Regions from separate parts of the Homo sapiens genome. Here all the other regions are linked to region 1. A link is an interaction called in ENCODE POLR2A ChIA-PET data of the cell type or tissue named here. Cell type or tissue: GM12878. All regions are shown on one strand.

Evidence for each region. ChIA-PET counts read pairs that join two places held together with the same protein. Peaks named below come from ENCODE experiments on the same cell type or tissue, not always from the same donor. Only the 100,000 strongest peaks of a DNase experiment are listed, where the experiment ranks them.
Region 2: POLR2A ChIA-PET joins it to region 1 with 5 read pairs; 6 of 35 experiments call an interaction of 5 or more read pairs at or near these places.
Region 3: POLR2A ChIA-PET joins it to region 1 with 5 read pairs; 4 of 35 experiments call an interaction of 5 or more read pairs at or near these places.

The regions. Positions count from the first base shown.
Region 1 is chr15:65,786,724-65,789,223 of GRCh38, reverse strand. All of the region lies in intron 1 of DENND4A (DENN domain containing 4A), which reads left to right. Among named protein-coding and RNA genes, the nearest start is that of DENND4A, 4.3 kb to the left of the region's middle. In GM12878, no CTCF peak of the experiment used is centred here; a DNase peak (open chromatin) is centred at 1,309; H3K4me3 peaks cover 1,645 bases; H3K27ac peaks cover 1,203 bases.
Region 2 is chr15:65,299,350-65,301,849 of GRCh38, reverse strand. No RefSeq gene overlaps it. Among named protein-coding and RNA genes, the nearest start is that of RNU5B-1, 4.1 kb to the left of the region's middle. RefSeq lists an enhancer at 144-659. In GM12878, no CTCF peak of the experiment used is centred here; a DNase peak (open chromatin) is centred at 1,349; H3K4me3 peaks cover 688 bases; H3K27ac peaks cover 799 bases.
Region 3 is chr15:65,915,956-65,918,455 of GRCh38, reverse strand. MEGF11 (multiple EGF like domains 11) reads left to right here. Exons shown (of 26, transcript NM_001385028.1): 16 at 362-490; 17 at 1,500-1,628; 18 at 2,180-2,308. Among named protein-coding and RNA genes, the nearest start is that of RAB11A, 48 kb to the right of the region's middle. In GM12878, a CTCF peak has its summit at 1,672; DNase peaks (open chromatin) are centred at 1,135 and 1,645; H3K4me3 peaks cover 279 bases; H3K27ac peaks cover 2,398 bases.

The DNA of each region.
Region 1 (2,500 bases):
CAGAGTAAGACCCTGTCTCAAAAAACAAAAGTTTTTTTTAAAACTTAGCATTTTATAAGAGTGGAACAATTTTAATAGTCAAATGCATTATAGTATGGGAATGGTGAAATTAATGATAATCTATATGGTGGATACAACTTCTAAAAATCATTTTAAAAATGTACTGACATAAGTATAATATAATATTAAGAGAAAAATTAGAATATAAAGAAACATATACATGTAAATGGCAAAAAGATTTGCAGGAGACATATAAAATAGTAAGAGATGTTATCCCTGGGTGATCGGATTATGGGTAATTTTTATTTTAGTTTTTGTGCTTTTCTCTATTCTGAATAATTATTACTTTTTTTTTTTTTTTTTTTTTTTAAGACAAGTCCTGGCTCTGTCACCCAGGCTGGGGTGCAGTGGCGTGATCTTAGCTCACTGCAACCTCCACCTCCTGGGCTCAAGCCATCCTCCCACCTTGGCCTCTTAAGTAGCTGGGACTACAGGTGTGCACCACTGTGCTTGGCTAATGTTTGTATTTTTTTAGATGGGGTTTTGCCATGTTGCCCAGCCTGGTCTTGAACTCGTGAGCCCAAGTAGTCTGCCCGCGTTGGCCTCCCAAAGTGCTGTGATTACTGCACCTGGCCGGTTATTACTCTTATAATTACAAAGAAGACATTGAAATATTTTCAAGGGTCATAGGAGAAAATACTGAAAATCCCAAATAACTATTGCTACAGTAGGAAAACTATCTTAAGATTCATTGTTAGCAAAACTAACCCAAAATATCATGCTTATTTGCATTACACAATAATAGACACAGCTTGTAATTTAGATGAAGGTGTTCTCTTAACCAGCGCTGGCCAGGCGCAGTGGCTCACGCCTGTAATCCCAGCACTTTGGGAGGCCGAGGTGGGCGGATCGCAAGGTCAGGAGATCGAGACCATCCTGGCTAACACGGTGAAACCCTGTCTCTACTAAAATACAAAAAATTAGCCGGGCGTGGTGGCAGGCGCCTGTAGTCCCAGCTACTCGGGAGGCTGAGGCAGGAGAATGGCGTGAACCTGGGAGGCGGAGCTTGCAGTGAGCAGAGATAGCGCCACTGCACCCCAGCCTGGGTGGCAGAACGAGACTCTGTCTCAAAAAAAAAAAAATAAATAAATAAATAACCAGCACTAACCTTGTAATAGTTTTACATATGTGGATTTTTGTGTCATTAAACATTGCTTCTCTCCAAGCTTTTTCTTTCCTCCACCAAAGCTGTTCTGTGTTGACAGTGCCACGTATTGATGGATTCCTCTGCTTAGTCATTTCCCCATTACTTCATCAGTCAGTAGGCAATGGTCTTTGATTATGAGATGCCAGATAATTTGCTAGTTACTGAGATTACAAAGGTAAATAAATGAATAGTGATTTCTGCCCTCAGACCCTGGGTCACAATGCTTTTTTTGCTTTCTGGACCATCAGTACATATTGTGTACTCTGCTTTTCCTGTTTCTCTGCCAGTAGCCTGGCACCTTAGGCAGTATCTTTTTCCTGGTGCTCATATCCTTTTGTAACTTTCTTCATGGGAAGGTATGCTGTGAGTTCTAGACAAAAAATTTACAAATAAATTTTTGAAACATTACTTGATTGTAGGTTCGGGAATGCTATATTTAGAAGGGCTGGGTATATATTCATCTATGGCCGTTATTATTTTTAAAATGTGTGACACTTTCTTAGTTCCTACTTTGTGCTTCCTTCTGTTAAAAATCACAAGTAGAAAGCAAGAGAGAGAAGAGACAAAAAAGAAAGAGGTAGAAAGATATCAAGGGAATTTTCCTGCTAGTGTTATACTTTATTTTCACTGAGAATAGTGAGTCATTAAAATGTATAGTAAGAGAGATACTGTTTCTGATATACTTTGTTAAAACCTGTCTCTCTTGATCTGTGTAAAAATGTGTTTTCCATATGTATGTTAAAGTGTATATACATACATAAGTTCACACAGTTTAGCTGTTTTTGTTTTCAAATGAAAGCTGAAATATGAAGATCAGAACTTTATTAAATTTCTTAATTTTATTGTAATATTGTTTTGTAGATGAGAGATTTTTATTTTTGAAAAGTTTTAAAAATAAATAGCAAAAATGTATACACCCACATACCCACATATAAAATGTTAACATATTTCATTTTTGCTTCAGATATATATTTAATTTAAAATAACTATTTATATCATAGTTATCACATTGAATTCTAAAAGAGCAATGTAGAACTTTATACTTTTCTTGAATATTACAGATCATGTTAAAGTCCCTTTTGTTCTCCCCAGTTTTATCCTCCTCACCTTCATCTCCCCTCCCAGAGGAAATTGTTGTAATGAATTTGATTTGTATCCTTCTAGTTTATCTTTTAATAAACTATATATATGAGCAATGACATGGCATTGCTTTGGGTGCTTTTGTAGAACATGCACATTGTAGTACATTTCAAATCATACTCCCTTGGTGTGAATCTTGACTCTGCTACTTAA
Region 2 (2,500 bases), 490 kb after region 1:
CTGCAGCCTCAAACTGCTGGGATTAAGCACCTCCTGCCTCAGTCACCCGAGTATCTGGGACTATAGTCTGCAAGCCACCACATTGGGCTAATTTTATTTTTTAATTTTTTGTAGAGATGGGGGTCTCCCTATGTTGACAGACATGTTGCCCATGCTGGTCTCGAATTCGTGGGCTCAGGGGATTCTCCCACCCCTGCCTCTGAAAGTGTTGGTGAGAGGTGACAGCGCGCTGGCAGCCCTCGTAGCCCTCGCTCGCTCTCGGTGCCTCCTTGGCCTCAGCGCCCACTCTGGCCGCGCTTGAGGAGCCCTTCAGCCCGCCGCTGCACTGTGGGAGCCCCTTCCTGGGATGGCCGAGGCCGGAGCCGGCTCCCTCAGCCTGCGGGGAGGTGTGGAGGGAGAGACACCGCAGGAACCGGGGCTGCGCACGGGGCTTGCGGGCCAGCTAGAGTTCCGGGTGGGCGTGGCCTTGGCGGCCCGCAGTCCGAGCGGCCGGCCGGCCGGCTCCGCCGACCCCAGACAGTAAGGGGCTTAGCACCTGGGCCAGCAGCTGCGGAGGATGCGCCAGGTCCCCCAGCAGTGCCGGCCCACCGGCGCTGTGCTGGATTTCTTGCCGGGCCTTAGCTGCCTCCCTGCAGGGCAGGGCTCGGGACCTGCAGCCTGCAATGCCTGAGCCTACCCTGCCCACCCGCCATGGGCTTCTGCGCGGCCGGAGCCTCCACGGACAAGTGCCGCCCCCTGTTCCACCGCGCCCAGTCCCATGGACCGCCCAAGGGCTGAGGAGTGCCGGCACACGGCTCAGGACTGGCAGGCAGCTCCACCTGCGGCCCCAGTGGAGGATCCACTGGACGAAGCCAGCTGGGTTCCGGAGTGTGGTGGGGACTTGGAGAATCTTTATGTCTAGCTAAGGGATTGTAAATACACCAATCAGCACTCTGTATCTAGCTCAAGGTTTGTAAATGCACCAATCAGCACTCTGTGTCTAGCTCAGGGTTTGTAAATACACCAATGGACACTCTGTATCTAGCTAATATAGTGGGGACGAAAACTTTTGTGTCTAGCTCAGGGATTGTAAACACACCAATCAGCACCCTGTCAAAACGGACCAATCAGCTCTCTGTAAAACAGACCAATCGGCTCTCTGTAAAATGGACCAATCAGCAGGATGTGGGTGGGGCCAGATAAGAGCATAAAAGCAGGCTGCCCGCTCCTGCTGCGGCAGGCAGGTGGGGTGTTTTCTTTGATACCGAGGTGGCTTTTTTTCTTTTGCTGTTTGCAGTAACTTGCTATTGCTGCTGCTACTGCTCCGTGCGTGGGTCTGGCCTATGAGCTGTAACACTCACCCTGAAAGTGTGTAGTTTCGCTCTTGAAGCCAGTGAGGCCGGAAACCAACTGGGAAGAAGGAACAACTCCAGATGTGCTGCTTTAAAGAGTTGTAATGCTCACCGTGAAGGTCTGTAGTTTCATTCCTGAGCCAGCAAGACCACGAACCCACCAGAAGGAAGAAACTCCGAATGCATCTGAAGGTCAGAAGGAACAAGCTCTGGATACGCCGCCTTTAAGAACCCTGAGATTCACCACGAGAGTCTGCGGCTTCGTTCTTGAAGTTAGTGAGACCAAAAACCCACCAATTCTGGACACATTGGGATTAAAGGTGTGCCACTGCGCCAGCCAGCGTTACGTCTGTTTTGATAGTCTTGCATGCTTGCTGTAGTTCACAATGTAAGGGGAAGTTAGAAACCCATTGAGATGCAAAGTTCTCACCATATGATAATAGCTACGTCTCATAGGACCTAGCAAGGGGTTAAGGGGTGGGTTCTCTGAGTACTGACCTCCCCCCGTATTGAGCCTTGGGAGAGAGTGTTTCCCTTTTCCTGGGCTTTAGGAGACATTTATTTGTTGGCCTGTACTGTGCTTCACTCTGGAAGGGTCCTGGATAGCTTTCACTGTTGAGAGAACTGAAAGGAGAGTTAACTTGTTTGTAGCTCTGTGAGTCTCCACAGAGGGTCATGGAGTTTCTACAATTTGTGAATCCGAAGCTTGGACTCACGTTGATCCGTTATTTATGATGTGGCTTGCACCTCAATTTCCAGCAACAATTCGTGCTAATTTAATTTAGGAAATAACTGGCTGGGCGCGGTGGGTCACGCCTGTTGTAATACCAGCGCTTTGGGAGGTTGAGGTTGGGGGGATCACCTGAGGTCAGGAGTTCAAGACCAGCTTGGCCAACATGGTGAAACCCTTTCTCTACTAAAAATACAAAAATTGGCGGGACGCAGTGGCATGTGCCTGTAGTCCCAGCTACTCTGGAGGCTGAAGCAGGAGAATCGCTTGAACCCGGGAGGCAGAGGTTGCAGTGAGCGAAGATCGTGCTACTGCACTCCAGCCTGGGTGCAGAGACTTTCGTCTCAAAAATATAATAATCCAGTGTGTATTTTATACTTAAGTACATCTCAATTGAGACTGGCCACATTTCAAATGCTCAATAGCCACATGTGGCCAG
Region 3 (2,500 bases), 130 kb before region 1:
GGCTGTGGAACAGTACAGGGAGCACTGGACTGTGAGTCCAGAAGTACAGTGCTCAGCCTCCCACTTCTCATCTGTGAGACCTAAGTCAGGTGATTCTACCTCCATGGGCCTCAGGCTGTTCTTAAAGGCAATCATAATAGAGCCTTCTGAAGAATGCAGCTGTAGGCATGAGAGGGGCAACTCATTTATGTGCAAATGGAGAAGGGTGACAAGGGTACCAAGGCGGGCGTGGTCTCCATCCAGATCCATGACCCCTGGGTGATCATGGCTGTGGCTTGGGAACTTCTAGGGATGAGGCTGTGGGTGGAGGTCAGAGGAACACAGGTGGGAGGATGGGTGCCAGGCTGCCCTGTGCCCACAGTGTGTGCTGGAGGATACTTTGGGCAGGACTGTGCCCAGCTCTGCTCCTGTGCCAACAACGGGACCTGCAGCCCTATCGATGGCTCCTGCCAGTGCTTTCCTGGATGGATTGGCAAGGACTGCTCACAGGGTAAGCTGCTGCCACCTGGGAATGCCCCTACCTGGGGTCAGGCCCAAAAATTCTCCCTTTGTTGCCCAAAACCTCTCTGTCCTGGTGCCTCCACTTCCAGGGATGAAATCTCCTTCTGCATGTAGGAATGAGCCCCATTTAGCTCTATAGCTAACATGATGGATTATTAGGATTGATCATTGGTATTAACTGCTGGTATCAAAGGTACTGATATTGTTGATAGTACCATTAATGCTATGAATTCTGAGACTTAACACTCCATTAGCACCTGCACAAGGAGCAGCCCGAGTTTGGATGGGGAAGAGGTGGTGCAACAGCATGCTCGAGTTTGGGAGTAGGGAAGTGAGATGAGGCCCGGGCAGCCACCTCAGGAGGGTGCAGTGCCCTCTGGGTGGCCCATGTGAATGATGTCCTTGAGGCTGTTCATGTAAAGTGCACCAATCTGATGTGAAGGGAACAGCCCCTTTCCAGAAGCCCCCAAACTAAGGACAGAGACCCTGTGGAGCTCCTTGTCTGATGGGTGAGACCTAGCCAGTACCCTTGGGGAGGTCCTAGTTAGATGGCTGAGGGAATTTCCATTCTGATGAGGAGACAGGCTCCATCATCAGGAGCTCACCAACTGAGAGAAGAGAGCTCCTGCCCTAGGAAAGTCCCCATTCTCATGGGGAAACACACACAGTACATACACGGTAAACCACAGTGTTTACCCGCATGCTCCAAATCAGTCCCCTGAGAGGGGAGGCTCGGGGGCCCTCAGAGTCCTGCTGAGTCAGTCATCAAAGACTTGGAGAGTGGGCAGAGAATCTGGGCTTAATGGGAATCCTGGGTAACTAAGCCAAGAAGTAAGTGCAGGAATTCTGGGAACAGTGCATGAAGCCCCTGAAAGCCAGGAAATGTCAGCCAGGTCCATCTTGGCATCTTGGCTCTGACATGTACTCCCCCTTCTTCTCCCTCTCCGTCTGCCCCTCTCTGCCTTCCCCTCACCCTCTGCATTTCACCGACATCCCAGCTTGCCCACCCGGGTTCTGGGGCCCCGCCTGCTTCCACGCATGCAGCTGCCACAACGGGGCGAGCTGCAGCGCCGAGGACGGGGCCTGCCACTGCACCCCTGGCTGGACTGGACTCTTCTGCACACAGCGTAAGCCCCACCTCCTGGCCTCCCAGCCACTTAGAATACCATGCTGCGGCCTACTGGCCACTGTGGGCATTGTCCAGACCAGCAGGGAGGGAGGAATGCAGGCAGCCCCAGGACTGGTGGTACCTGACTCCTGCCCCACGAGAACTGAGGAGCTCTGCAGGGGCAGCTCCAGACCTGACTGGATTCAGGGGATTGACAAGCCCAAAGTCCTGGAAGGTCAGGGCTGCAAGGTACTCCAGCAATCACCAAGACCAGACCTTCCTTGGACAGTGGGGCCCAGAGTGGGGAGGAGCAGCCTGTGTCCACACAGGAAGTAGACCCTAGCCTGACCTGTGGTTCCAAGGCCCCTCTGTCTTGGAAAGGCAACGATCACCTTGCCCCTACCACTTCAGCATGAAGATCCTGAGCAGGGAGACAACTCTGGTGCAGGGTCTCACTAGTCTTCATCCCATGCTCAGCAAAAAAAGAGACAGAAGACAGGTCTGGTTCCTGCTGTCCCCCTTGTCCCCACCCAGCAGCAACTCTCGTGACTGGAAATCCTGTTTCTCTAGGCTGCCCAGCAGCATTTTTTGGGAAGGACTGTGGGCGCGTATGCCAGTGTCAGAATGGCGCCAGCTGTGACCACATCAGTGGCAAGTGCACCTGCCGCACAGGCTTCACCGGGCAACACTGTGAGCAGAGTAAGCTGCCCTGACCCCTGATCCTGGGTGATGCTGCTGGGCCCTACCCTCCTGCAGAGGATGGCTCCCACTTCAAGGTCCACTCACTCAGGGCTCTGTACCCCTTGGTCCCTTGACTTTGGGGACAACTTCCAAGGAAAAATGCTGAGGAAGGTCATGCCTACATTATTGTTTGAAGAATTTCTCCCTTCA